2 separate regions of the Homo sapiens genome follow, and region 1 is linked to region 2. Evidence: chromatin loops called from intact Hi-C (ENCODE). Cell type or tissue: PC-3. All regions are shown on one strand. Each heading gives the region's core, and the rest is flanking DNA. Links, peaks and the distances in the headings are about the cores only. Region 1 holds the start of IL31RA (interleukin 31 receptor A). Region 2 overlaps DDX4 (DEAD-box helicase 4).

The links. Hi-C counts contacts between places; a loop is a spot of excess contacts. Peaks named below come from ENCODE experiments on the same cell type or tissue, not always from the same donor. Only the 100,000 strongest peaks of a DNase experiment are listed, where the experiment ranks them.
Region 1: it touches region 2 in a loop (2.5-fold over the local background); 2 of 110 quality-filtered maps call a loop at or near these places.

What each region holds. Positions count from the first base shown.
Region 1 is chr5:55,839,109-55,855,106 of GRCh38, reverse strand. IL31RA (interleukin 31 receptor A) reads right to left here and starts at 3,750. Exons shown (of 15, transcript NM_139017.7): 1 at 3,474-3,750. The coding sequence starts at 3,536. It also overlaps the pseudogene HNRNPH1P3. In PC-3, for the core only: no CTCF peak of the experiment used is centred there; a DNase peak (open chromatin) is centred at 3,756; H3K4me3 peaks cover 857 bases; H3K27ac peaks cover 1,194 bases.
Region 2 is chr5:55,750,001-55,766,101 of GRCh38, reverse strand. It overlaps DDX4 (DEAD-box helicase 4), which reads right to left. Exons shown (of 22, transcript NM_024415.3): 4 at 5,825-5,902; 5 at 2,850-2,927; 6 at 2,038-2,088. It also overlaps the pseudogene LOC107986371. Among named protein-coding and RNA genes, the nearest start is that of DDX4, 20 kb to the right of the region's middle. In PC-3, for the core only: no CTCF peak of the experiment used is centred there; a DNase peak (open chromatin) is centred at 7,651; H3K4me3 peaks cover 504 bases; H3K27ac peaks cover 4,079 bases.

The DNA of each region.
Region 1 (15,998 bases), core at 1-8,000, 93 kb before region 2:
GCCATAAGTTCAAGCACCTGCAGACTCATAACACTGAGAGGGAGGTAGTCAAGCGATGCACTGCTCAGCCTCTCTCAGTGCCTCAGAATTCCTCAAGACCCACAGGACTTGGTTTATACTTTCACTGATCAAGTAGAAGGGTGCCCTGTTCTCAGTCTCTTTTAAATGTTTATTTGGAGCTTGCAGTAATGATAATAGTCGCAGTAATAATGGCCTTAGATTTACAAGCACTTTCATGTATACTATCTCCTTAGATTCTTGTCACCCTTCAGGTAAATGAGACAGATATTTTTATATTTTCTATTTATATATTTTATATTTATAGTTGCATATTTTATATTTTATTTCTTTTTTTTTTTCTGGAGACGGGGTCTCACTCTGTGACCCAGACTGGAGTGCAGTGGTGCAGTCTCGGTTCACTGCAACCTCTGCCTCGCGGGTTCAAGTGATTCTCCTGCCTCAGCCTCCCAAGTAGCTGGGACTACAGGTGCCTGCCAACAGGCCCAGGTAATTTTTGTATTTTTAGTAGAGACAGAGTTTCGCCATGTTGGCCAGGCTGGTCTCAAACTTCTGACCTCAGGTGATCCACCTGCCTCGACCTCCCAAAGTGGTGGGATTACAGGTGTGAGCCACTTTGCCCGGCCTGCATATTTTAAATTTTATTTCTATATTATGTTTTAGGTTAAATCAAATGAAATTGCTATTTTTATTAAGTCAAAAACAGTTAAATCTTGGCAATTTCAGCCTAATAAAATAATGACATCCTTACTTTTTGGATGAGGATATTGATTATATATACATTGCCCAAGATGAGATTGCGAGCTGTCAGATGACTACCTCCAGTTTCAAAGTCTATAAATCCATTTGGGTTGTGGGCTGCCTTCATTTAAAGAACATTCTGAGACAGCCAGTAGTGAGACTGGCAAAAGCACTATCATGTTGGAACAGTGACAGCCTGCAAAGTGCTAACTACACTATACAAATTACATCCTGTACTTCTAAAAATCCGTGTAGGGTTTGTATTACTCATCTCTAGTTTACGGATATGGAATCTGAGGCCAAGAGATATCATGTAAATTGTCCAAAAATAATAGTTTGTAAGCAGCATAAATGAGATTCAAACTCACGACTGTCTTATTCCAAACCTGGACTCTTTCCACTAAAATCATGTGGTAGCTATTAGTGATTTACTCTCTCTCAGCTCTCCTGCCATGAAATACCAGTACACACAAGGATTTTCCTCTGAATCCTCTAGGTCTAATTTTCTCTAGCCTAGAGTTTCCTGAAAGATAAATCCATTATTTCAGATATTTTCCCCAATCCTTCACCTCTAACACTCATGATTCTCCATTCTGATCTCAGCATTTTAAAATATTGCCTGCCAAAAGATTAGATTCCCTTAACTATCAACAACCAGTTCAAGGAGAAATTCACGTGGTGGGTCTGACCCATAATTTCACTGAAGAAAACAGAAAAAGACTTTTATAAAGTAGAAAAAGATGATCAAACTATCACTCTTCTAAATGAATTAGCACTCACCTTCATGTATCAGGGGATGTTCCACAGATGTTCTGCTGGCTCAAAGGATTTGCATCAAAGGCAACTCCACCTCCCACAGCACAAGTCAGGACAGGAAGAACAATCTGGACTTTAATTTATCCACACTAAGATGTGGGAGTGTTTCCACTCTGATTGTCTGCGAGCTTTTCTTGTGCTTTTAAGCCCAGCCCAAGTCAAAGTGGCACTTACCCACTTATGCTGGGAAATGGATTGCATTATTGTTAACTAAAAACAAAAGCAAAAACAAAAACACTCAACTCTACAAAAAAAAAGGATCATCTGAAAGACCAGAAACAACTAAAAGAAGTGACTAACTTTTAAATTTTCTCTTCAGGAAGTCCTTACAAATGTGGTAATAGCTGAAACAGTGAGAGTATCTTTAGCTTGAAATGAGAAATACGCAATCATGTTAACTGTCTTTAGACAATGAAGGAGATGAAGGAAAGAAAATAATGGTAGCTGACTCCAAAAAGAGGCTTACAAATTCTTATTTACGTCTAAAGGAAAACATACTGAACTGAGAAACCAGAGCTTCAGTTTAGCCACTAGTAATAATCATCATTAATAATTTGTGGAGCTCTTACTGTGTGTCAGGCATAGTACTAAGAACTTCACATTAATTATCTCTTTTAATCTTCACAACAATCCTATAACATCAGGAGTATTTTTATTCCCACTTTATAGGCAAGGAAACTGAGGTCAAAACAGTAAGCAACATGTCCTACATGGGTGGTGGAGCCAAGACTTGAACCAAGGCAGCCTGACTCTCAGTTTCCTAGCAATCAAAGGTTCAAATTAGATTATTTCTAGGATCCCTTCTAGTACCACAATTTTGCAACCGTTTGTAATGGACTGACAAAACCACGAGAAATAAATAGACCGGGGAAGAGATTATGATGCAAAAGGAAAGAAAACTAAGTTTTAAAACAAGCTATGCTTTCCAGCCCCACATTTTAATTTTTAACCCATTCCCCATCTTCCTTAGGCAATGTTCCACTAAGTAGGAGGAATAAGGGTGAGAAAGAGAGCTAGTCTTTTACCTAGAAGATTATAATTATGAGATATTTAAAATTCCAGCCAGGCGTGGTGGCTCACGCCTGTAATCCCAGCACTTTGGGAGGCTGAGGCAGGTGGATCACCTGATGTCAGGAGTTTGAGACCAGCCTGACCAACATGGCAAAACCCCATCTCTACTAAAAATACAAAAAAATTAGTCAGGCATGGTGGCAGGCACCTGTAATCCCAGCTACTCGGGAGGCTGAGGCAGGAGAATCGCTTGAACCCGGGAGGCAGAGGTTGCAGTGAGCCAAGATCGTGCCATTGTACTCCAACCTGGCGACAAGAGTGAAACTCTGTCTCAAAAAATAAATAAAATAAAATAAAATAAAATTCCATTATAATATACTATAGAGAAAAGCTAAATGCTAGCACAAAAATAGCAAGCATTTCTTGAATTTATTCAACCAATACTTAGTAAACACCTATTACATGCATAACAGCTCACTAAAGGTGTTGTGTATTAAATAGAATTCTGGTTAAGACAAGACCAATTGAGCATATACATTTATCTCTACTCTCTCAGGAAACTCCACAAAAATTATGGCAAAGATATAGAACCACAAGACAAAACAAATGGGAAGAGGCAACAGCAAATAAGAGATGTCAACAAATCTTTGGAAAAAGAGAAATGAATCAAGCCATAACTGAACTGGTAAAGATGAGAAAGCAGAAACCTAGAAATGCCTAATAAGGTTGCCAACAATAAGCAAACATAATTATGCCACGGAATCTCATACGGCTCAGGATTTGAGACACTAGGTAGGTAAAATCAACCCTCATTACTCACAGCTTCCTTATTTGTGAATTCACCTACTTGCTAGGAATTATTTGTAACCCCCCAAATCAATACTCACAATGTTTTGCGGACATTCACAGACACATGCCGTGGTGAAAAACTTGAGTTGCCTGATGCACATTCCCAGCTGAGGTGGAACAAGCTGACACTCTGCCTTCCTGTCTCAATTTTCATACTGCACACACATGTCTTTTCATGGTCTATTTAGTGCCATGCTGGTTATTACTATTTTTTTTTGCAATTTTTTGCCTTTTATGAGTGATTTTGCTGTTTCGAATGCCCCCCAAGCAGAGTGCTGGAGTGCTGTCTGGTGTTCCTAAGCAGAAGGAGGCTGTGCCTCATGGAGAAAATATGTGTGTTAAATAAGCTCTATTCAGGCATGAGTCATAGTACTGTTATTAGCCATGAGTTCAATGTTGATGAATCAACAATGTATATTAAATAAGGTGTCTTTAAACAGAAACACACACAAAACAAGGTTATGTATTGATTAGCTGACAAAAATGTTGTGACCAGAGGCTCACAGGCACCTAACTCTATATTTCCCCCACAGAGAATAATTCAGTATTTTCTTTTTTTCTTTTTTTTTTTCTTCTGAGACAGAGTTTCGCTCTTGTTGCTTAGGCTGGAGTGCAATTGCGCCATCTCAGCTCACCGCAACCTCCACCTCCCGGGTTGAAGTGATTCTCCTGCCTCAGGCCAGCCTCCCATGTAGCTGGGATTACAGGCATGCGCCACCAAGCCCAGCTGATTTTGTATTTTTAGTAGAGACGGGGTTTCTCCATGTTGTTCAGGCTGGTCTCAAACTCCTGACCTCAGGTGATCCACCTGCCTCGGCCTCCCAAAGTGCTGGGATTACAGGCATGAGCCACCACGCTCAGCAGTATTTTCTAATTCAGTGTTTGTGGCGATTTTATTGAACATAATTGCCAGGAATAATGAAGGAATAATGAGAATTGACTATACCTCTGAAACAAAAATCATAAGATTGGTTGAAAATCTGAAAAAGAAATAGACTACCTAATCCTAACCCCACAAAGCCAAATTCATTAAATTTCTCCCATCCCAACAGCAGATGGGGGGAAAAAACTTGAAAGAAAGGCAATGCAGAAAGCAGAATATTTTTTAAAAGAAATATTAGTTAAACCTTCATAGAAAATAAGAAAAAATGTTGTACCCACAAAATATGAATAGGATGCTATGATAAAGGCATAATTAGAGAACAAGAACTCTTGGAGATTCAAAATATGAGAGCTGAAGTCTAAAGACTAGAAAATAAAGTTGAGGAAATCTTCCAGAAGATAGAAGAAAAGACAAAGAGATGAAGAATAGCCAACATCTGACTACCAGCAGTACAGAAGCACAGAACAGAGGAATGGAGGGAAAGAAATAATGAGAGAAGTGATACAATAAAATTCCCAAGAATTGAGGAACATTTGTTTCCAGATTGAAAGGGCCCACTGTAAACAGCATAATAAATGAAAATAAATCTACACTGAAGTACAAAACAGTGAAGTTTCAGAATATCAAGAATAAACAGAAAAAAAATGTTTCCAGATAGGAAAAAAATAAGTCACATACAAAGGATCAAGGATGAGAATGGCTTTAGACTTAATAACAAAACCAGAAGTTAGAAAGCAATGGATCAATTCCTTTATAACTCTATTGGAAAATTATTTCTCACCTAGGATGCTCTACCCATCCAAATGATCCATCAGAAAGAAAGGTAAAACAACGTTCTTGAAACTGCATTTTCCAACATGCCAAGTTTCAAGAACTTTATCTCCCATGTGACCATTTTCGAGATGTTATTGAAAAAAGTGACTACAAAAACAAGAGCATAAGCCAAAACAAAAAGGAAAAATGGGCTCCCAAAAACAGCAAATTTCAAATAGAAGAGAGAGAATTCCAAGAATGGTGGCCAAGGGAGATCCCAAGATGATAAGAGTACAACAGGCTTGGAGAGCAACTAGCCCAAGTGAGTGGCAGACGCCAGGCTCAAGGAGGGATATTTCCAATGAAAAAATACATGGAGGGGACCCAATGGATCTGACAGATGTTGAAACTTGAAAAGTTTTGCAGCACTCTTAGAAAGTTTGGAGAAGGATGAGTAATCGGCTCAGTAAGTTAAGGAAACCAAAAAATGGCATAATTATTAATTCCAGGAAAAAGAAAATGTTATATAAGAAAATATATTTAAAGTCCAATATGTGGCTCAGCTATGAATAACTATAGAGTCACAACAATGAAAACATTAATGGATTTAACAAAAGTTATAACTATATTGAAAGAATGGGGTTAGGAAAGGATGCACATATGTGTGTGTTTGTGTATAGAATTGGTAAGAGACTTCAGTCTTTATCTTCCATAGTTAGTAAGAAGTCAATAGATAATGTCTAAAATTGAAAAAAAAATTAAATTGCAGTATAAACATGTTCTTTATAGATATGGAAATAAACCCCAGAAAAAAAAAAAGCTAAAAGAAATGAAAGTGATTTTTTCTGTGAAGAAAGTTTGGCAATGGGAAGGGATATAGCACTGTATTGCTGTTATTCGTGGTAAGTCTTAGAGTGCCACTTGAATGTTTAAACTATGTATATGTATTACTTTGATAAAATGTAAAATTATATTTTAAAAGTGAATTAATAGGTGAATTAACAAGTGCTCTCCCCATGAAGGGAAATAGATGTCATTCTCAGTCTGACACCTCAACCATTTCCTCCTAGGAGGAGCAATGTGATTTGTTGGGTGGTTAGAGAGTCTAGATGAGAGGTCTTTTGTTTACTTGTTTCATTTTTTTCTTTCTTTATTCCTTGTTTGTTTTGAAAATAAGAAAGTCATAGAAAGAGAGTTCTAAGATAGATAAATGGATTGACGGATGGATAGTGTTTCCCATTTGAAGTGGGCTTTGAGTTGCAGCCCCTGAGGCAGCCCCCCCATCTCACACCTTGTTAGTGGAAAACATAGTAAAAGCATTTTAGATGCCTTTAATCCGGGAATTCCACTTTTAGATATTTATCTAAAAGAAATAATCATGGAGTTTTCCAGAGATATAACATCAAGGATGGTCATCATGGCAATGCTTATAAAAACCAAAACAGATAAATTGTAATTTGTTTTAAAACCCAGAGCTTTTTGGAGAAAAGGTTGATTTCAGGACTTGGGCAACGAAAATACAAAATGTGCCTGGAGTATCTTGTAGTACCAGATAGTAAGGAAATGTTGAAAAAGCAAAAGGATAGAGCATGTCAAAGGGACACAGGAACCAATCTGAAAGAACTTCCAGCCAAAGCCAGAACAATTTGAGCAAAAAAGTGAATAATGTATACTGGATTATAATTCAAAGTATAAAATAAATATACATTACTTCATATTAATATTAATAAATGATTGCATAAATAAATGTGGAAGAAGAGACTAATTTTCCTTATAGAAAAATTCTAAGTGATCTGTAGATACTGCTATCTTTAAGAAGTGAATGAAGTTTAATTCCCTCTCTTCTCCCACCTTCAGGGTATGCTAGACTTGATGACTCACTTCCAAAGAACAGAGTTGGGAAAGACAAAAAGCGTATTTTACAGTGGAGAAACCTGGCAAACACTACCTTAACCAATTAATGAAAGTTAGCATCACCAGTGATGTTATATAGATATAACCAATCCCTGATATAATGTGACAAGAAAGGTATTTCATCTTTGTGGTTTCTTTCCAAAAACCCACAAGCCCAGTCTAGTAATGAGGAAAACATCAGAAAAACCCAAGTTTGAGGACATTTTACAGAATATCTAGTCAACACTCTTCAAAACCATCAGGGTCATGAAAACCAAGGAAAGACTGAGAAACTGTCACAGACCAGAGGAGATTGGAAAGATATGATGACTCAATGTAATATGGTAGCTTGCATTGGATCCTGGAACAGAAAAAGGACATTAATGGAAAAACTGGTGAAATCCAAATAGAAGCCTAGAGTTTGGCTAATAGTAATGTACCATTCATGATCTGGTTTTTAGTTTTGACAAATGTACCATAATAATATAAAATGTTGCCAATGGGGAAAACAGTAAGGGGTATTCAGGAACTCTGCATTATCTTTGCAACTTTTTTTGGCGGGGGACAGAGTCTTGCTGTGTCACCCAGGCTGGAGTGTAGTGGTGCGATCTTGGCTCACTGCAACTTCCGCCTCCTGGGTTCAAGTGATTCTCCTGTCTCAGCCTCCAGAATAGCTGGGATTACAGGAGTGCACCACCACGCCCACCTAATTTTTGTATTTTTAGTAGAGACAGGGTTTCACCATGGTGGCCAGGCTGGTCTTCAAGTAATCCATCGGCCTTGGCTTCCCAAAGTGCTGGGATTACAGGTGTGAGCCACTGCGCCCAGCCCTATCTTTGCAACTTTTCTTTTCTTTTTATTTATTTATTTATTTATTTATTTATTTATTTATTTATTTTTATTTTTTTTTTTTTTTCTGTTGCCCAGGCTGGAGTGCAGTGGCATGATCTCGGCTCACCACAACCTCCACCTCCCGGGTTCAAGTGATTCTCCTGCCTCAGCCTCTCAAGTAGCTGGGACTACAGGTGCACACCACCATGCCCAGCTAATTTTTGTATTTTTAGTAGAGATGGGATTTCACTATGTTGGCCAGGCTGGTCTCAAACTCCTGACCTCATGATCCACCTGCCTCAGCCTCCCAAAGTGCTGGGATTACAGGTGTGAGCCACCATGTCTGGCTAACAACTTTTCTATAAATCTAAATTTATTCCAAAATAAAAAGTTTATTTTTAAATTCCAGAAAGTATAATAGGGCACCTGCTTGAGCACACAGGTTTACCCAGAGTACTGGTATTAGTGTTCAAAATCAGAGAATATTTTGTAACATCATAAAATATAGATTCTTTTTTCCAAGATGGAGTCTTGCTCTGTCACCCAGGCTGGAGTGCAGTGGCATGATCTTGGCTCACTGAACTTTGCCCGGGTTCAAGCGAGTCTCCTGTTTCAGCCTCCCAAGTAGCTGAGATTACAGGCGCACGACACCAAGCTTGGCTAATTTTTGTATTTTTAGTAGAGACGGAGTTTCACCATGTTGGCCAGGCTGGTCTCGAACTCCTGACCTCGTGATCCGCCCACCTCAGAATTTTAAAGCTAGAAGGAGACTTAGAAATGAGTCTGCACCCTTCACTTTTATAGATGAGAAAACTCAGTCTCTGATTTGCCCAAGGTAACATCATTAGCAGCAGAGCCAAGATTAGAATTTATCCAGGTCTTAACATTCCCAGTTAAAATGTACAGAAATATTATGGGGTCAATTCCTATTTTGGAAAGGCAGAGAACCAAACAATACGCATCAGAATATAAAAGTTAAGAAATCATTATGCCTTCAATATTTACAGCTGGGACTTCCAGGTTCTGGTTCCCCATGTAAGGAGCTTAAATGGCATAAATCTGTCCTAACAACAAGTAAAAAGCTAAACAAACTGAAAATCAACAATTCTTCTTAGATCCATCAGAGAAGTGAGGTCACAGGACAAACCACTGTCCCCAAAATTGGAGAGACAGACAGGTGGATATACAGAGAATCACAGCTCCCCAGAACACAAACTCATTTCCACAGGAACCAGTACCAGGGTAGGAAAACCTGAATTATCATTGTTAAATCACTCAAGGCTCAGTGTGGACAAGTATAAGAGTCAAAAACTCCAGGGAGCCCGAGTCATAAAGAGGCCCTCATACTTTGTGAGTTTTACCTACAGGAGCTCGTATAAGAACCACCAAATTCTCATAGCAAAGATTAGAGAAAAATAGCAGGTAGCAGAGGGACAGAGGGGAGTAACCATTTTGAAATATACTAGAGCATTTCGTTCTTCTTAACAAGGCCTGCTGTATTAGTCCGTTCTCACACTGCTATGAAGAAACACCCGAGACTGGGTAATTTATAATGGAAAGAGGTTTCCTTTATAAATTCCACATGGCTCAGGGAGGTCTCAGGAAACTTACAATCATGGCGGAAGGAAAAGGAGAAGTAGGCACCTTCTTCACAGGGCAACAGGATGGAATGGGTGCAAGTAGGAGAAATGCCAGACACTTAAAAAACCGTGAGATCCCATGTGACTCACTCATTATCATGAGAACAGCGTGGGGGAAATAGCCCCCATGTTCCAATTACCTCCATCTGGTCCTGCCCTTGACGTGGGGATTACAAGGATTACAATTCAAGACGAGATTTTGGGTGGGGACACAGCCAAACCATATCACCTGCCCTCAAGAGCCTAACCTAATGGGAAAGAAAATACCCCACTACAGCCCTCTCTTGCCATCCTGTACCACCTAAGTGAAATCCACCTGTACCACAATTAACACAATTTGTGAAGTTCACAGTCCAGAGGCACAGGCTCACTAAAAGACTGAGACCTAATCATAGGGCTGTCAAACACTTCCTCTCCCTTCACATCTTGTCATGACCTCACTAAAGGTCTGTTTACCCCAGTTCCTTTTACCTGGTACATCATGTTCACCTTTCAACAAAATGTTATAAGGCATACTAAAAGGCAAAAAACACAGTTTAAAGAGACAAAGCAAGCATCACAACCAGACCCTGATATGGTATGGATGTTAAAATTATCAGACTATAAATATAAAATAACTATGATTAATATGCTAAGGGTGAGTGGAAAAAGTAGACAATTTGCAAGAACAGATGGATATCTTAAGCACAGAATGGAAATTCTAAGGAAGCATAAAAAAGAGATGCTAGAGGTTAAAAACACTAACAAAAATGAAGAATGCCTTTATTGGGGTCACAGGTAGACTGGACATAGCTGAAGAAATAATTTCTGAGCTTGAGGATTTGACAATGGAAACTTGCAAAGTGGAAAAGCAAAGAGAAAAAAACTAAAAATAAATAAACAATAGTATCTAAGAATTTCAGGACAACTGCAAAGGTGTAACATACTCATAATGGGAATACCAGAAAGGGAAGAAGGAAAAAAGAACAGACACAATATTTAAAGCAGTAAAAACAGAGACTTTCCCAAATTAACATCAGAAAACAAACCAAGGATCCAATAAACTCAGAGAACACCAAGTGAGATAAATTCCAGAAAAACTACACCTAGGTATATCATTAAAACTGTAGAAAATGAAAAGTAAAATGACTGTTTTTCACTTACACATAAACTATATTAATCAGATACATTGTTATAATTATTATTACTTTGAACAAACTTATCTGTTAGGTCAACTCACAATAAGAAAAATAGAAGTGTTTCTTTTACCTTCACTTATTTCTTCTGTGATCTCTTCCTTTCCTTATGTAGATCTGAGTTTCTGACTCATATTATTTACTTCTCTTGGAAGAACTTTTAACATTTCTTGCAAGGCAGGTCTACCGGCAACAAATTATCTCAATTTTTGTCCGAGAGTTTTTATTCCTCCCTCACTTTGAAGGATAATTTTATAGGATAAACAATTCTAGGTTGGTGGGGGTTTTTTTCTCTTAACACTTTAAATATTTCATTCTACTTTCATCTTCCTTATATGATTTCTGAGGAGACATTGGATGTAATTCTTTTGTGCCTTTATAGGAAAGGTGGTTTATTTTCCCCTCTGGCTCCCCAACATCACACAATATACCATGTAACAAACTGGCACATGTACCCCATGATTCTAAAATAAAAGTTGAAATTACAAATAAATAAAGTAAAAAAAAATTCATGAATTAGCAATGGCCATGCTAGCACCAAATATATACCAAACACTTCAATAAAGAAAGCTGCAGAAGGAAGATTGCATTTTACATACACAAACAAAAGGAAACAAAAGAAACCAACTTTAAATATAAAGACACATATAGATTAAATATAAATGGATAGAGAAAGAGATATCATGCTAACACTAATCAAAAGAAAGTTGAAGTAGCTGCCTTAATTTCAGAAACAGCAGACTTCAGAGCAAGAAAAGTTATCAGGGATAAAGAGGGACATTATATAATGGTAAAGGGGCCAATTCTCCAAGAAGACATAACAGTCCTTAATTTGTATGCATCTACCAACAGAGCATCAAAATACATAAGGCAAAAACTGACAGAACTACAATGGGAAATAGAAGAATCCACTATGATAGTGAAGATATTGACACCCCTGTATTGGAAATGGACAAACCCAGTAGGCAGAAAATCAGCAACTACATAGTTGAACTCAAAATTCATAGCTGCAGAATATCATTATCTTCATTCTTTAAATAAGAGCAGGAACTCACTGGCAATATGTAAGATCTGCCACAGAGAACTTAACAGGGAGTGGAGGACATATTTCCCACCACTGACTGCACTACTTCCTCCTAAAGTACTCCAGAAAAATATGACATTTCTTTTTCTGGAAATCATTAGAAAACGTTGTTCACTTCCTGCAGAATCAAGCAATGTTTCCTGAAATCCCAATTTTCTTTCCACCATGATTTCTGGGACCACAGGAAACACTGTGACAAGATTGCAAAAGAAAGAAATGCTCCCTCTCCTTTTTCAAACCTAATTTGGTACTGATAATGTAATTTGGAAATCCTAACTGCATCGACCATGGCTAAGATAAACATGTAAAGTGGATCCCCATGTGTGGGCACATGCATGCAAAAGGGAAGATTAACCTGAACAGAAGGGGTGGTGGGGACAACTTGAGAATGCAGGGCCTAAAGAATTTGGGCAGCAGAAGTATGCTGATGAGGGCTAACATAGGTTGTGGCAGCAGGAAAGACGGGGCAGAGCTGAGCATGTAACAGAGAACACAACAGAGTACAATCCCAGACGAAACTGGCTGGAATGGACAATTAACACAATTGAATCAAGTAACACTAAGGCTGGAAGGGAAGAAATTCAATCCATGAAGCCCAGACTTTCAACGCAATTCCACAAACATAACTCAAAGTTGGATCCTGTGCTTGACACTGCGGAAGCAAAACTGAGTAAAGAACAGGCCCCACCCAGGAAAAGTCCACAACTTAAGTGGGAAAATGGACACGTAAACAAAGTGCTATAAATGAAAATGGCAAGTGTTGTCAGAGGTGTGTATAAAATGCTATGGGAAATGGGAAAGGCAAGTCATTAATTCCGCCCTAAGGGATGTGAGTCCCTGAAAGTTATTTAGAGAAAGGGACATTTCAGCAGAACATGTTAATTGAAAGTAAGTGTTCAAAATGATAAAGTGACAAGTATTCCTGGTAGAGGTGTGGAACAACTAGGCATTTACTGGCACCTGCAATGGGGCCTCAAAGCCATGCTGGTAGCCTTTGACTATACCTCTCATATACTCCCATACACCTCCCATAGTGGGTCCAATAGTGGCCCACAGAAGATATGTCTACCTGGTACCCTAATATGACCTTACTTGGAATTGAGTCTTTGCTGATATAATTAAGGTAAAGATCTCGAAATGTGATCATCCTGGATTAGGGTGGCCCTTAATCTAATAATCAGTGCCCTTGTAAGAAACAGAAGAGACAGACACAGAGGGACACAAGGAAAAACCACGTGACTAAGTAGAGATTGGCATGATGTGTCTACAAATCAAGAAGCACCAAGGATTGCTGGAGCCACAACAAGCTAGGAGAAGGAGAGGCATGAAATAAGACCAGGGGCAGTGGCTCATGCCTGTAATCCCAGCATTTTAGGAGGCTGATGTGGGAGGATTGCTTGAGGCCAGGAGTTCAACACCAGCTTGGGCAACATAGCAAGACCATCTCTTAAAAAAATTTTTTTTTTTTTTTTAAAGAAAAACATGGAACAGATTCTCCCTCAGAGACTCCAGAAGGAACACTGCTGACATCTTGATTTTGGACTTTTGGTCTCCAGAACTGTGAGAGAATACATTTCTGTGGTTTTTTAGCCACCAAGTTTGTGGTAATTTGCTACAACATCCCTAGGAAATGAAGAACACACCCTTTCATCGAGATAGGATCCCAGGTTACATGTGGTTCATAGACCTGGCTAACTCACCGGATCCTCTCACATGGGAATGTGAAACAAAGTCAGCTGAGTGGAGCTATCAGGTGATGGGTTCTGGCAGCCCTGTTTTAGACATGCGAGAAAAGAAAGATGGCTAAGGAGAGAGTGAATAAAAGCAAAGAGAGAAGCAAGGGTGAGAGTCCATGTGATGACTGACAGTTCAGTACAAGTGCTCATGTGGAACACAAGAGACCCTGTTGTATTAAGTCCCTGCCTGTGGATGCCCATGACATTGCCTATTATATCAATGCAATAAACTGCTGCTTATTAAAGTAGATTGAACATGTTTTTGTTCCTTGCAACCAAATGATCCCTGATGTAACCATGATGCTAAGAAGTAACTTAGTTTTAAGAAAACATGAGGAGATGAAAATAAAATGGAAATTGCTAAACAAATGAATAAATTCAAAGTGTAAATTGATTGAGAAAGAAAAGGTAACAAGTGGAAAATTTTAGCAATAAAAGGTCTCTGAATAGAAAAGCAAACAAGTTTTATTTTATAATATAGCACATTGATTGTTTCAGGCCCCAGATTAGATATTCAAATCAGGAGAGAGAATGATAAAGACAGAGTGTCAAATGGTCCAGAGACAGAAATAAGCACAGTTCTACTGACAACCATTTACATCCCCCCATGGAGTAGGTCTTGTGGTCCCTCTGCCTTGGATCAGATCTCAATATCTTAATCCCAGGTTAATTACTTGATTCCTTCAGTCTCTAAAGATGTAGAGAAACATAGGATCTACTATGTGCCAAGGATGGTGGCAGGCCCTGAGATACAAAGATGAAGATCGCAGCCATTATCAGTCAGTGGGCTCATCAAGGAAAGATGTAGAAATGGGCCATCATTACAGCAATGAGAAAAATACAGGCATAAGAAAAACACAGGAATATTCAGGGCAAGCATTTAATTTTGCCTGCAAAGTTCAGAGACAGCTGCCCAAAGGAATACACATTTGAGCTGAATCCTAAAGAAATGAATAGACAGATGTACACCAGCAGAATAAGACAGCAAAGGGCAGTCTAAACACAGAGAACATACAAAGCTTAGAAGGTGGAGAGAATGAAATTTACTATTCCAAGAACAGCAGGTCCTTCAAAATGCCTACTACATCCCAACCCATGAAGGCAGGACATTTTTTTCTGTTCTATTTGCTATTAAATTTCCAAGTCAATCATCAGAATGTAAGTTCCACAAAGGCAGCGATTTTGTCTTTTTTAGTCCTTGTGAAATCCATGGAGCTTAATCCAATGTTCAATTTCCAAACCTTACGTTACTAACCTCATCTTAGCAGCACTTGATACAACTGATTCCTCTCCCCTTGATACTCCATCTTCTCTTGGCTTCCAGGCAGTAGTGTGCTGGTAAATGTTTAACAACAGGTTCTCCAGAAAAATTTTCAAAAGTTCCAATTTGTTGCCTTTGCTGATTTCTGTGATGTAAGTACTTCCACTATGGCCAATTTCAGTCTACCAGCGTGACTGCTGAGTTAGAAAGAGATGAACAGTAGTACACTCCATTATGTAGTATTTCCACCACACAGATGCAACAGCCATAATCTCAGGAGCATAGATACTAGTAAAGTCTACCAAAATAATTAAGAAGTGGGCCATTTCTTTTTAGCCCTGCCGAAGTCAGGTGTCTGGTCTGTTTTGACACCAGACCAGGTAAGAGACAATGATGTTGGGCACCAAAGGTGGCGAGGGGTTTATGTTGAAGGTCCACGGCTTGCCCTGGTCTTGCTTGGCCGATGAAGTGCAGCGTTTCTTCTGACTGCAAAATTCAAAATAAGGCTCAAGGTATTCGTTTCATCTACAACAGAGAAGGCAGGCTGGGTGACAAGGCTTTTGTTGAACTTGAATCAGAAAATGAAGTCAAATTGGCCCTGAAAAAGGACAGAGAAACTATGGGACACAGTTTTGTTGAAGCATTCAAGTCAAACAACGTTGAAATGGATTGGGTGTTGAAGCATACCGGTCGAAATAGTCCTGACACGGCCAATGATGGCTTTGTACAGCTTAGAGGACTTCCCTTTGAATGCAGCAAGGAAGAAATTGTTCAGTTCTTCTCAGGGTTGGAAATCGTGCCAAATCGGATAACATTGCCAGTGGACTCCAGGGGAGGAGTATAGGGGAGGTCTTCGTGCAGTTTGCTTCGCAGAAAATAACCGAAAAGGCTCTAAAGAAACACAAGGAAAGAATAGGGCACAGGTATATTGAAATCTTTAAAAGCAGCAGGGCTGAAGTTGGAACTCACTACAATCCACCATAAAAGCTTATGGCCATGCGGCGGCCAGGTCCCATGACAGACCTGGTTCTGGCAGAGGTTTTAACAGCATTGGCAGAGGAGCTGGCTTTCAGAGGATGAGGCATGGTGCTTATGGTGGAGGATATGGAGCCTGTGACAATTATAATGGCTATGGCTATGGATTTGGGTCAGATAGATTTGGAAGAGACCTCAATTATTGTTTTTCAGGAATGTCTGATCACAAATATGGGGATGGTGGCTCTACCTTCCAGAGCACAACAGGACACTGTATATACGTGTGGATTACCTTACAGAGCTACTGAGAATGACATTTGTAATTTTTTTGA
Region 2 (16,101 bases), core at 4,211-12,210:
CTCATGCCTGTAATCCTAGCACTGTGGGAGGCCGAGGCAGGCAGATCGTGAGGTCAGGAGTTTGAGACCAGCCTGGCCAACGTGACGAAACCCCGTCTCTACTAAAAATACAAAAAAAAAAAAAAAAAAATTAGTCGGGCGTGATGGCGGGCCCCTGTAATCCCAGCTACTCAGGAGGCTGAGGCAGGAGAATCACTTGAACCCTGGACGCAGAGGTTGCAGTGAGCCAAGACTGTACCACTGCACTCCAGGCCAGGTGACAGTGCGAGACTCCGTCTCGAAAAATAATAATAACAACACATAAAGTATGTACCTGGCCGTGTTCTAAATGTATCACATGTATTAACTTTAGTCTAAAGTTTCACAAAAACCTTGTGAAGTAGATATAGTCATCATTATACAAATAGAGAAAATGAAAAGCAGAAAGTTACAGGCTTTTTCAAGATAATACAATTGCCAGGAGGAGGATCTGAGTCTCACACCTACGTGTTCAAATCCAGTATCTGAGTTCCTTATCACTACAATATACCAGCTTAAGCAAAGTAGATGACAGGGGAAAAAAATTTAAAAACATACTATCCATTTGTGTCCAGAGTAAAAAGCTTCTACCGTGAGCTCAGAACTTGGGCTTGCTAACAACTGAGACAATGAATGAATTCAATCCATATATATATATATATATATATATTTTTTTTTTTTTTTTTTTAGGGGAACTAAAAACGAAAAAAGAAGAAAGTAGATCAAAACAAAGCAAGCAGGCCACTTCGGAGAGAAGTTCTCTCAAGTGCCATGAGAAACTGGAATTTGTATTCAAAAGCTCCCTGGCCCACCATCTCTACAAAGGGGTCAAGTAGGTAGAAAGGTCTGTGTATAAGTAGAAATGATCTTGAATATTAAATGAGTTAAAAGAGATCAGAACAGAAACACATAGAAATGGAAAAGAATAAAAATGATGGTATTTTTCTTCTCTCACAAATACTAGTTCTACATCATATATGTTTTCATTTGAACGGGATAGGAGAAAAAAAGAGAAGTAGGGAGAAAGAGACTGGCAATAGTTTGGAGAAACAGTCTCATTTGATAATTAAAATCCGGCCTTATACCAAAAGTGTTTTAAGGTGATCAGGTCTAGGCTTGGTTTTGACTTTGGGAATCAAAGTGTTTAATAAGATCAGCTTCAAATATTTAATGAAGATAGATGGATGACATCTGAGTGTTTGTCATGAATGTGTCTGGTATTCAGCTGTGTGCTTTTACACGCATTCTCACTTAGCCTGCCTAACCACCTATAAAATGAATACCTTCCATTCTATGGAACAGAAAACTGGCTTAGAAAAATTAAGCAACTTGTTCTACTTCAACTAGCAGGTAGCAAGGCAGAGACATGAAGCCAAGTTTGGCACCCTAAAGTGTTCTATGTTATAAAGATTTCATACATCAATGATTACCAAACACAGGAGGTATCAGGATCACCATGGATGCTTTTAAATACAGGTTCTAAGACCTCACCCAAATCGACTCAATCAGATTTGGGAATGCACTGGTTTATCGTAGTCCATCTTCTGGTATCATTATTTTCATCATTCTCATCATTCTCTGTATTCCTGTAGAGTGTCAGTACCTTCAATGGAATTGTCTTTAATTTCAGCACTGATTTACATTCTCATGAAACTTTTTCTTAGATTTATTTGAATCTAAATGTGACCCTATACATCACAAACTGTATTTATATAGAGAGTGAAGTTTCACTTCTTGACTACTTCTTTTTATTATCTATCCCCATTTTCTTAAGTTTCAGAGCATTCAAAAGTTGTACCTCATGGATTAAGGCAGATGGCAACAGGCCAAATTAGGATGCCTGAATTCTTTATGTACAAAGCAGTAATATCCTTGGTTAAGGCTTTGGATATAGCTACTTCATAAAATCTGGTTTAAATAAGTTAGAATTGGCCCGGACTAAGAGACTTAATCTTAATTTCTCTTTTTTAGCATGTACTCTTGACATTAAATTTTAAAACACAAAAATATCAACCTTACCTCTCCAGAAACCAGAGCTATCACCATCTTCAAACCTGCTGTTTGAAAAACCTATACAAAATATAAAATGAAACAATTTCCTGTACCTCTGTGGTAAAAATGATAACCACACAGGAACTACTAGTTATGATGCCTTCTAAGATAAGCGATACACAATTGTATACATAGCTATCACATGCAAATTCACTCAGGCTGTACAACAATTTCTGCTTTGTGTCAGTTTATCAACTCCATTCTCTTAAGGTTAAAAACAACTTTCTTTTCAGCCAATTCTGTATTACCTCAATTGTCATATACTCCTCTGTATGCACATGGGCAAAACAGAGGAATATGTCAGTGTAACCACTATATGTTTTCTATTTAAAACCATCAAAATTCTCAAAATTTTACAAACTCAATCTCTTCATCTGCTAAGGACAATACAACTAAATTATAACCCAATAACTCAATGATTTTCTCCTCAATAACATGAAAATCTTGTTAGCTTCTTTTTGTTTACTCTTTTTTAAAAAGTCGTCAAGTTTTGCTTTCAAACTTATTTCCTAAAAACCTATGTCTAAGAGTTATGCATCTCTGAAGCATACAGACATGTCTCTAGAATTAATTTTAAAAGCATTCATCAGTAATCTTTCATAAAATTAAAAAATGTTTTTAATAAGTTTTAATAAGATAATCTTTAGTGCAAAGGCACTCACAGAATATATACCTTGAAATTAAATGTCAATATGGAATGTCTGTCAATCAGTATTTAAACTCAATTATTAAAAAATCACTCAAGTTTTGATTGTAAGATATCATAACCAAGTAATTACCTCTGTTTCCAAAACTCTTTCCAACTCCAAAACCACCCATTGTGGATGTATTATCTCGCTTATTACACTCACCAGCATCTGAAAAAGGGTGGACAGTTAAACTCTTTAACATATAAAATTAAGTGTGTCATCATCAAAAACTAAGAATTAAATGAATTTCTGGCGTAAAGAGACTTCCAAGGATGGGAAAAGAGTAGCACAGAAACCTAAAATTAATTAATATACCTGCAACTTAAAAGAAAAACTCTTAAATTATGATACCAAGGTAAAAACAAATCTACTACCGGTGAAACACAGCTTTCTACTAGTTGGTATTATATTGGAGACCTTCAAGCAGGAAAATTCTGCTCCATAGTTTTCTATATGTTGAATTCTCATCCTGATAGAGCCAGCTATTACGCTCTGCCCTGTGTGAAAGTCACTGCTATTGAAAATCTTACACTCGTGTCCTGTTTAACTGTTCTATTTTTTATTTTTCTATTTCTTATATTTATCATATCCTTTCCATTTTTAAAATTAAAACAAGGGGCTACATAAGGGAAAAACCTAAGACTACCACTCCCCTCCTGGCCTCCCCATCTCGCCATACTATTTCCCCATACTAACCTTCTTAGCTTTGTTTCTCACTATGTAATTCTAAACACCCAACATTTTAATTCACACCAAACAACTCCAATACTCCACACTGTCAACTGCTAATATTTTGTATCTTTGTACATGCTATTCCTTTGGCATGGCATTCCCTACTTTCTTATTTGTCTTATCAAAATTCACTTCATTCTTCAAAAAACCAATTATGTGAAGTCTTCCTTTAGCCCTCCAGTCATAATTTATCCTTCTTCCACATTCCCACAGCATACTATCTGTACCTTTTTAAAGTAGTATTTCTTTCCATGTGTTTCTCTACCACTAAATTAAAAATCTCGAGAGCAGAGATGTGATAGCAAGAACGATTATTTAAAATAAAACATTAAAAAAAGAACAGGAGAGACATCCAAAACAGCATAAAATGATGCTTTAAACTATCACTGAGAAAAAAATTAAAGCATTCCCTGTGATCCCTATATACTGTCTTACTTACCTCTGTAAAACCCTTGTAGAGGGGAGTTAAAAGGGATCTGTGTAACTCCTGAAACCACCTGTAAAATTGTGTATGCCCAACTATAAAAGTATTTTAATCAGATTTCAAAGATGTGTGATTCAAGAAGTCCAAGCTACTCAGACATACTTCACAGGACATAACAAGCTAGTCGATATTTTAAGCAATGAAGAGTCAACTTCAAAAACCACATTATTAGTTATGCAAGTTCTACTGAGAAGAAAATCAAGATTGAAACTATACAGTCCAGGCGTGGTGGCTCACGTCTATAATCCCAGCACACTGGGAGGCCGAGGCAGGTGGATCACCTGAGGTCAGGAGTTCAAGACTAGCCTGGCCAACATGGTGAAACCCTGTCTCTACTACTAATAAAAAACAATTAGCTGGGCGTGGTGGCGCACACCTGTAATCTCAGCTACTCGGAAGGCTGAGGCAGGAGAATCACTTGAACCTGGGAGGTGAAGGTTGCAGTAAGCCGAGATTGTGCCATTGTACTCCAGCCTAGGCAACAAGAGCAAAACTGTCTCAAAAAAGAAAAAGAAAAAAAAAAGGAAACTATATAAAATGTTAGAAGAATCATATGGAAAATAAGTTATACTCATGGGTCTACAATGTCCCAGGTAATATAAAGCTAATTGTTTAAAGTATTAACAACTGAGAGTTCTGATCGGAAATTTTATGTGTATTTCAACCTAAAACATGAAAATAATTTGTGGTAAAATCTGCCTCAGTGATGATTTTCTCACTGAAAAAGGTTTTATTCAATAATATTTAGAAGCCTGTATCAAAATATCACATAACCTCTACTAAAATATAATTTTAAAAGATACGTAAATAATAAATATGCTCCTAAATGTAATATTAAAATATTTCTAATTTTAATAGTAGCTAACAAAATCTCATCTGAATCTCTTAGCACAATTACATTGTCCAAATAAACAATGCATCTTAATATGCAGGCTTAAAAACCAATATATATGTGTATATTTGAATAAATCATTTCTATTAGTGGCAGAAACATGTCAAAATATAAAACTCAAATTTGTGTTTATTGTATCTAAAGAAATTAAATTTTCCAAATGTCAAATAAAACATCATGCATCTTTTAGTTTCCACAGCAAAAATATCTGCAAGTCTCAATAGAGTTTTTCAAAAAATAACATCTCATAAATTCAAGAATAAGTGTCAAGTATGTTTAACAAATAGCCCTCGCTATGGCATCCCCTAAAAGATAAAAAAATGACCGTATGGATTTTCAAATAAATTTAACCTGAAGTTCTAATATGTTATTGCACTATAATAAAATATAGCACATATTTCTAGCATGTTAATATTAAGTCTAAAAATGGACTGTAGAAAGGTGTTTTGCTGTGTCATTATCTGTCATATCAGGTGGTTGTTCTAAAAGTAAAATTTAAAAATCCAATAATGGCAAAATAAACTCTTAAAAAATTAATACTAATGAGCTAACAAATGTTTCCTATACTGCCTTTTCTTGAAAAATATAAAATTCAAGAAAGAGTCCCTCTCACCTCTAATCCCTGAAGCTTTTACAAATATTCTTCCCACATCAATTGTTGGAAATCAATATCACAAACACATTAAGCAGCAGCTCTGTGAATCATCCATCCATCCAACCCATCCATCCCTCCAACCAATCTGTCTAATCAACTTAACACTACTCCCTACTATCCCAAAGAAGTAAAACAGAAAAAAGAAAATGAACTTGGAAAAATGATGAACTCATTATCTCAACACCAAGTCTACTACACACTGACTTACAACAGACTTAGCTTTGTACCAAATGGCCATGAAAGCCTCTATATATCCAATTATTCAACAGTTCAGGAGATTAAGGAAAGACAAAGATGCTTACCTCTGTTTCCAAAATTCCGCCCAGAGGCAAATCCACTTTTCATGAAATGATCTCTTCGAGAAGGTCCATCATCCATTTCTAAAGCAAACAACATTTTGAAGTAAGTCAAATAAAAACAAGTATCTAGTACTTGCAAACCTTAAGCCTTCTGTGCCACATGTGGCAAAGGAGAAATTTTATATAGCAGTAAAAAAGGTGACAAACAGCCCAGTAAAAAAAAAAAAAAATGGCTACATGAATAGACAGTTCTCCTAAAGAAAAATAAATTGTGACTAAATCTGATTCATAAAGAACTAGAAATCAAAAGACAGCAATTTTTAACCTCATAATTGAATGGAAAAGTCCCTTCTATTCCCTGAAAGAAAATAACAAAATAAATAAATTTTTAAAAAATGGAAAACAGTCTTAAATTTGCTAATAGCCAGAACAAGGACACAGGGAAACAGGCACGAAACATACACTGTATTTAGATTATAAACTAGATCAATCTTGATCCTAATTTAAAAGGCATATACTCTGAAAGTACAGTAACATGAATTTCTCCTCTGGATATAATCACATGGTTATCCAGACAGACATAAAAAAATTTTTATAAGCACTGTCTGTAATACCAAATAAATGATCAAAGTGGAATAAAGAAATTATGGTCATCCATACAATAGTATGCACAAGGATTCCAAAGAAATATACAGCATTCAACATTAAAGAGCTCACATTCTTCAACAATGGAGAGTGTTTATAAACTGGCCATGTAGAAGGGCCATAATGCAAATTCAACAAGAGTTCAATAATCAATTCATATACATGAGATTCTCTTATCACAATGCAATCAAATCAAAAGCTATTAAATATGAAAAAAATTGTTTAAAATCCCATTTGGTGACGTATTTTTAAAAACATTTCTATATAACCCACAGCTCAAAAAAAAAACTCACAATGGAAGTTTAAAAATACTTCAAATTATATGATAAAAATGTGACTTTATCAGTATTTAAATATTTATACTAGAAAATAAGAACTCAATAAGCTTAATAGCCATCTCAACAAGAATATTAGAAAAACAAAGTAAATCACACAAAAGTAAAGGAAATAAAGAACGAAAATTAATAAAATAGGAAACAGCTTTGGGAGACCAAAGTGGGAAGAGATGCTTGAGGTCAGAAATTTGAGACCAGCCTGGGCAACATAGCAAGACAGTATCTCTACCAAAAAAAAAATTTAAGTAGCTGGGTGTGGTGGTGCACACCTGTAGACCCAGCTATTTAGGAGGTTAAGGCAGGAGGATCACTTGAGCCCAGGAATTCAAGGCTGCAGTGAGTTATTATTAAACCACTGCACTCCAGCCTGGGAAACAGAAAGAGACCTTGTCTGTCTGCCTCTTTTTTTTTTTTTTTTTTTTTTTTTTTTTTAAGGAAACAAACGTAATACAGCAGCTCAAAAAGGCCAAAACTTGGTTCTTCGAAAAGACCTATAAAATTTGCCAGGGTAACCAACTACTAGAGGACTAATAATGGGGGTGAAGGGAGAACAGATACAAAGACACAAGTGAACAGTATTAGAAATGTGTTTAAAAAGAATCTCAAAGAACAGAAAGACAACTAGAGAACTTCTCTGAACAACTTTATGCTAGTAAATTAAAAGAAATGAAAAAGTTCCTAGAAAATTGACTCACCAGAAGTGACTCAAGAATCAATAAAAAACCCAACTCTCCTACAGAAGTTAAATCAGTACTTAATTTTCTGCATCAGAAAGATGCAGAGAGATCGGGTTTTACAGGTGAGTTCTACCAAACTCTCAAAGGACAAATAATTCAACTGTCATACAACTCTTCCAGGAAACAGAGAAATTACTCACCAACTCATTCTACAGACCAACATAACCTTGATATGAAAGTTCAGAAGAAAATTATAAACCTTACTCATAGATACAAAATCTCAAAAACAAATATTAGCAAACCAAACCCAACAGTAAACTGAATGGATAAAATATATTATGACTAATTGGGTTTATCCCAGTATGCAAGGGTATTTAACACTACCATATCTAAAAAAAGGTAACACACAACATTAATAAAAAATAACTAATCTCTCCAGATAAAGTATATTACATAATTTAACACCTTTCATGACTTAACATATACTTAGCAAACTAAGGAATGATGAGAGTTTGTTCATAACAGCAAAAAAGGAAACAACCCAAATGTGCATGAGAATTTTTTTGTTTTGTCTTGTTTGAGATGGAGTCTTGCTCTGTCACCCAGGTTGGAGTGCAGTGGCACAATTTCCGCTCACTGCGACCTCTGACCCCCAGGTTCAAGCAATTCTCCTGCCTCAGCCTCCTGAGTAGCTCGGACTAGAGGCGTGTACCACAATATCCAGCTAATTTTTTTATTTTTTTGTAGAGACAGGGTTTCACCACATTGGCCAAGCAGGTCTCGAACTCCTGGCCTTAAGTAATCCACCCACCTCAGCCTCCCATAGTGCTGGGACTACAGGCGTGAGCCACCGCGCCCGGTGGGTAATGTTCTTAAAATTAGTGGTGGTTCAAAACATTAAGCTTTATGGTTTACATAAGACTTCAATACAGTAGATTTTTTTCATGAAAAGGTCTTCAATAAAGATTCTACAATAAAGTCACAGGGTAACAATTATTCTTGGGAATCCTACCTCTCACTAGTTGGAAAAGAAGTCATTATATGAAAAGATACTTGCAAACGCATGTTTATAGCAGCACAATTCGCAATTTCAAAAATATGGAACCAGCCCAAATGCCCATCAATCAATGAGTGGTGTATATATACACCATGGAATACTATTCAGCCAGAAAAAGAAATGAAATAATGGCATTTGCAGCAACCTGGATGGAATTGGAGACCATTATTCTTAGTGAATTAACTCAGGAATGGAAAACCAAATAGCAGATATTCTCACTCATAAGCAGGAGCTAAGCTATGAGGATGCAAAGGCATAAGAATGATACAATGGACTTTGGGGACTTGGGGAAAGGAGTGCGATGAGGGGTGAGGGATAAAAGACTACAAATTGGGTACAGTGCATACTGCTCAGGTAATGGGTTCACAAAATCTCACGAATCTCCACTAAAGAACTTACTCATGTAAGCAAACACCACCTGTTCCCCAAAAACCTATGTAAATAAAAAATACATAAAAATGATGGTACAAGAGTAGAAGGTTCTAAGAAAGAATTAACCCAGTTTACCTTGTTATTAGCACACAATCCTAAGGAAAATATACAATTATTTCCTTTCCATTTTTTAGTAGTTTTAAATCTCACAGTACTTTCACATGTAAATGTGAAAGTTTACATTCACTTTCATGAATGTAATGATATGCTGTCATTGATATATATCACGGCAATCCCCACAATACATATTATACATAGCAATAAAAATAAATAAGACTCTAATACCAATAAATGATGGAGTATAGATGCTCTTCTTGAATGCTATGAAATCCACCAAAATAAACCAAAAGAAATAAAAATGAAGTCCATTTAAAATGAATTTAGTGTTAGTGTACACAATCCCCAACAACTGACCACAAAGAATATCTCTCAATATAGTTACACTTGGACCAAATCCAAAGAGGCTCAAATATTGAACAAGAACTTAAAAAAAATTCCATATACTAAAACCACCAAGCAAAAGAACCCAATTATGTATGAGACTTCAGTATGCGCTCTAAGACTCTATAATCTTCCAACCTTTCTCCACAGTGATTTGCCTAAACCAGAGTGAGGAAAATTAAAGGAAGATGAGAAAAGACTTAGGGGCAAAGAGTTTTGAAACTATTTAGTGGTGCTTAGGGCTGCCAGCTCTCCTGACTTCTAATCCCTTTCATTACCCCAAGTAGCTGAAACACTAACACTTAGAATTCAGTGTCAAGTCTTCCAAATAGAGACTTCAGAGTGTAACAGTAATGTGCATACAAATTACCTGGTGATCTCATTAAAACACACATTCTGATGCAGTAGTTCTGGGTGCAGTATGAGATTCTTCATTTCTAACAAGTTCCCAGGTGATGCCAATGCTACTGTTCTGCCAATCACATTCAGAGAAGATTTTTATATCCACCGAAAGACATGAATTGGAAAACATTCTTAAGAGAACCACTCATAACAGGCAAATACTGGAAACTATAAAAATGACCATCAATATTTTAATTTACGGTATATTTACATAGGGAATATCATACATCCACAAATAACCTATAACTACTTCTAACAACCTGGAGAAAACCTCAACAAAAAAAGAACACAATGTATGACGCCATTTTATATGACTGCCATTTATAGGGAAAACTGATCTATGCTGTTAGAAATCAGGATAATAGTCACTTCTGGACAGAGGGACGGTGCCTGGAAGAAAAAGGAAGGCTTCAAGGGTGCTGTTAATAATGCTGTTTTTCTTGATCTGAGTGCTGGCTTTCAGGGAGTGTTCAGCTTCTGATAATTAAGTGAGCTGTACATTTATGCTGTGTATCTTACTGAAATACATATTGAATCTATGTGTACATTATGCTTCAATAAAGTTTAAAAAAAAAAAGAATCTGCCCTGGCCTAGACAGTTTTATGAACAAATTCTATACAACTTGTAAAAAAACAGGTAATTTTCATGTTCCGGAGCTTACTGGAAAACATGAAAAGCTTGAAACCAAAACCAAGTGAGGACGACATGACAGAAGAAAACTATACGCCAATCTTACATTAATTCAGAAGTGCTAAATAAAATATCTAATTTCATCCAATAGTACAATAAAAGAGTCACGTAAGGCTTAGCCCAGGAACACAAAGTTCATTTAAAAATTCATTTACTACATTAATAGATATAAGGGAGAAATAATAGAAATCAGTAATTCTAAAAAGCCATTTGATAACATTCAACTGCCATTCCTGAACAAAACAAATATTCAAGTAGAAATGAAAAGAAACTCTCTTGGCATGATTTTAAAAAATAACTATTAGTAGCCTAATGCAAACATCATAATTATAAAAATTTGGGAGCATTCCCATTGAAGTGAGGAAAAGCCTAGATGTTTGTTATTTCTACTACTCGTCAATGAACTGTAGATTTTATCCAATGCTTTAAGACAACAAAGAACAAAATCGTTTAAGAAATGAAATTTGCATCACACATCAACAAGGAAAAGACAGAATGCTTAGATGGTGCTGGAAAAAACTAGGTTGTTATAGGGACAGAAATAAAATTGGATCCCTATTTCTCACCATATTGAAAAAAAGGGATTCAACGGTACATTTAAAAATGGTTACTACCATCAGAGAATACTACAAACACCTCTATGCAAATAAACTAGAAAATCTAGAAGAAATGGATAAATTCCTTGACACATACACTCTCCCAAGACTAAACCAGGAAGAAGTTGAATCTCTGAATAGACCAATAACAGTATCTGAAATTGTGGCAATAATCAATAGCTTACCAACCAAAAAGAGTCCAGGACCAGATGGATTCACAGCCGAATTCTACCAGAGGTACAAGGAGGAACTGGTACCATTCCTTCTGAAACTATTCCAATCAATAGAAAAAGAGGGAATCCTCCCTAACTCATTTTATGAGGCCAGCATCATTCTGATACCAAAGCCAGGCAGAGACACAACAAAAAAAGATAATTTTAGACCAATATCCTTGATGAACATTGATGCAAAAATCCTCAATAAAATACTGGCAAACCGAATCCAGCAGCACATCAAAAAGCTTATCCACCATGATCAAGTGGGCTTCATCCCTGGGATGCAAAGCTGGTTCAATATACGCAAATCAATAAATGTAATCCAGCATATAAACAGAGCCAAAGACAAAAACCACATGATTATCTCAATAGATGCAGAAAAAGCCTTTGACAAAATTCAACAACCCTTCATGCTAAAAACTCTCAATAAATTAGGTATTGATGGGACGTATTTCAAAATAATAAGAGCTATCTATGACAAACCCACAGCCAATATCATACTGAATGGGCAAAAACTGGAAGCATTCCCTTTGAAAACAGGCACAAGACAGGGATGCCTTCTCTCACCACTCCTATTCAACATAGTGTTGGAAGTTCTGGCCAGGGCAATTAGGCAGGAGAAGGAAATAAAGGGTATTCAATTAGGAAAAGAGGAAGTCAAATTGTCCCTGTTTGCAGACAACATGATTGTATATCTAGAAAACCCCATCGTCTCAGCCCAAAATCTCCTTAAGCTGATAAGCAACTTCAGCAAAGTCTCAGGATACAAAATCAATGTACAAAAATCACAAGCATTCTTATACACCAACAACAGACAAACAGAGAGCCAAATCATGAGTGAACTCCCATTCACAATTGCTTCAAAGAGAATAAAATACCTAGGAATCCAACTTACAAGGGATGTGAAGGACCTCTTCAAGGAGAACTACAAACCACTGCTCAACGAAATAAAAGAGGATACAAACAAATGGAAGAACATTCCATGCTCATGGGTAGGAAGAATCAATATCGTGAAAATGGCCATACTGCCCAAGGTAATTTACAGATTCAATGCCATCCCCATCAAGCTACCAATGACTTTCTTCACAGAATTGGAAAAAACTACTTTAAAGTTCATATGGAACCAAAAAAGAGCCCGCATCGCCAAGTCAATCCTAAGCCAAAAGAACAAAGCTGGAGGCATCACACTACCTGACTTCAAACTATACTACAAGGCCACAGTAACCAAAACAGCATGGTGCTGGTACCAAAACAGAGATATAGACCAATGGAACAGAACAGAGCCCTCAGAAATAACGCAGCATATCTACAACTATCTGATCTTTGACAAACCTGAGAAAAACAAGCAATGGGGAAAGGATTCCCTATTTAATAAATGGTGCTGGGAACACTGGCTAGCCATATGTAGAAAGCTGAAACTGGATCCCTTCCTTACACCTTACACAAAAATCAATTCAAGATGGATTAAAGACTTAAACGTTAGACCAGAAACCATAAAAACCCTAGAAGAAAATCTAGGCATTACCATTCAGGACATAGGCATGGGCAAGGACTTCATAGGGCAATGGCAACAAAAGACAAAATTGACAAATGGGATCTAATTAAACTAAAGAGCTTCTGCACAGCAAAAGAAACTACCATCAGAGTGAACAGGCAACCTACAGAATGGGAGAAAATTTTCGCAACCTACTCATCTGATAAAGGGCTAATATCCAGAATCTACAATGAACTCAAACAAATTTACAAGAAAAAAACAAACAATCCCATCAAAAAGTGGGCAAAGGACATGAACAGACACTTCTCAAAAGAAGACATTTATGCAGCCAAAAACCACATGAAAAAATGCTCACCATCACTGGCCATCAGAGAAATGCAAATCAAAACCACAATGAGATACCATCTCACACCAGTTAGAATGGCAATCATTCAAAAGTCAGGAAACAACAGGTGCTGGAGAGGATGTGGAGAAATAGGAACACTTTTACACTGTTGGTGGGACTGTAAACTAGTTCAACCATTGTGGAAGTCAGTGTGGCGATTCCTCAGGGATCTAGAACTGGAAATACCATTTGACCCAGCCATCCCATTACTGGGTATATACCCAAAGGACTATAAATCATGCTGCTATAAAGACACATGCACACGTATGTTTATTGCGGCATTACTCACGACAGCAAAGACTTGGAACCAACCCAAATGTCCAACAATGATAGACTGGATTAAGAAAATGTGGCACATATACACCATGGAATACTATGCAGCCATAAAAAATGATGAGTTCATCTCCTTTGTAGGGACATGGATGAAATTGGAAATCATCATTCTCAGTAAACTATCTCAAGAACAAAAAACCAAACACCGCATATTCTCACTCATAGGTGGGAACTGAACAATGAGATCACATGGACAGAGGAAGGGGAATATCACACTCTGGGGACTGTTGTGGGGTGGGGGGAGGGGGGAGGGATAGCATTGGGAGATATACCTAATGCTAGATGACGAGTTAGTGGGTGCAGCGCACCAGCATGGCACATGTATACATATGTAACTAACCTGCACAATGTGCACATGTACCCTAAAACTTAAAGTATAATAATAAAAAATAGAAAAGAAAAAAATTAATAAATAAATAAAATAAAAATGGTTAAGACAGTAAATTTTCTATTATGTCTAGTTTACCACAGTTCACAAACAAAACTCCTCAATAACTAGAGACCAATGGTCAGGGCTGACCAGAAAAACTTTAGCGTCAAAGATTCCTTTTTTGTGAGTCATTTAGGTATATTCATACTGCATACACTATGTCTTGATTTGACACTCAAATAAATATGGCCACCATGATTCAAAAAGGATGAGTTCAGACGATTAAAAGCTCAATGTGAAAGGCAAAAGTCTAAGGAAGATAATGTAGGAGGCTACTTTTTGACAGAGATGGTGAAGAATTTCTTAAACTACAAAATCAAATCAAGAAGCAAAAAAATTATTTAATAACTTCAGAATTAAATTTTTGATTAATAAGGCATACCATGAACAAAGCTGACAGACAACAGAATGGAAGAAGATATTCAGTGTCTAAATCAGGAAAGAGCCTAAAATCTAGAATATTAACAATGCCTGCCAATCAACAATAGGAAAAGCTAGCTCAATAGACAAATAGACTAAAAATACAAACAGGCAACTTACAAAAGTAGAAACTTACAGAATAACAACATGTATATGAAGAGACAGTCAGATACATGCATAGTAAAGCAATGATGCTGGGCATGGTGGCTCACGCCTATAATCCCAGCACTTTGGGAGGCCAAGGCAGGAGGATCACTTGAGCTCAGGAGTTCAAGACCAGCCTGGGCAACATAGCAATACCTCATCTCTGCTAAAAATTTTAAAAATCAGCCAGACATGGTGGTGCAAGTCTGTAGTCCCAGCTACCCAGGAGGCTGAGGCAGGAGGATTGCTTGAGCCTGGGAGATTGAAGCTGCAGTGAGCTATGACTGCAGCACTGCACTCCAGCCTGGACAACAGAGCAAGGCCCTGTCTCAAAAAACAACAACAAAAAAAAGATTTTACTTTATACCCAAATAGACTGGCTAAAATTAATTAAAATTAAAAATGTCAAATGTTGGTGGGAATATAGGGACTATGAGAACCCTCACATCCTAATGATGGGAGTATAAACTGGTATAGCTATTCTGGAGAGCAATTTTTGAAATATTTAGACAAATTAAGTACATTACTCCTTTCCATAACCCTGTAATTCTACTCGAGTCCACTATCCAAAGTAATTCTCACTCTGGCCCATAAATGAACATATACAAGAATGCCCATCCTATGGTAACAGAGGGGAACAGGAGGTAATCTCAGTGCCTATCATGGAGGAAGAATGGGAGTAGATAAAACTTGGTGATAAAAGTATATGAAATACCACACAGTCATTAGAAATAAGGAAATCAATTATCAATTAGGAATATATCTTAAACAGTGATGAGGGGGAAAAGTAAAAAAAAAATTCTAAGTTAAAAATACACATCAAAATATGCTCAGAAAACACACGTTTAAAAACATACACAGAGCAGTCATGTCCTCCACCCTTCCCTTCTGTGCTGATGCTGCCCGGCTCATGTCAGCCTCTAGCCTGCCTTCAATTAGTTATGGAGTTCCAATGAAGAAATATTTGAGGTTAATGTAGAAATTGCCAAACAATCTATACTATCAAGATCACGTTGGAAGATTTGGGAATGAATGATTGAAGGATATGATGACCCAGTCCTCTACCAAATAATGAAGCAGTATTTTAAAAGGTCATTCAGTGGTGCACCCCCCCATAAAGATGACCCTCCTCCTCCTCCTGAGAATAATGAGAAGAAAAATGAAGAGATAAAAATCCTGTTTGGGACCAGGAATTCCTGAAAATTCACCAAGGAACTCTCTTTGACCTTATTCTAGCTGCAAGCTATTATCAAAGGTTTGTTACATGCAAGACTGCTGCCAATAAGATCAAGGAGAAAACACCTGTGGACATTCCCAAGACCTTCAATATCAAAACGACTTTACTGAAGGGGAGGAAGCCCACGTACACAGAACCAATGGTGTGAAGAAAAGTGAAATGTGCCTGACACTGTAAAGATTGTTCCAAATACTAGTTGCACTGCTTTAGAGTTTATAATTATTAATATAAAAAAGTAGACAAATACAACAGCAAATCGACTGCATTAGCAGAATACTGTCATTGCATGTGTAGTTTGAGTACAGATTCCAAATCTATTGCTGAGTTTTTTCTAGTGTGATTAAA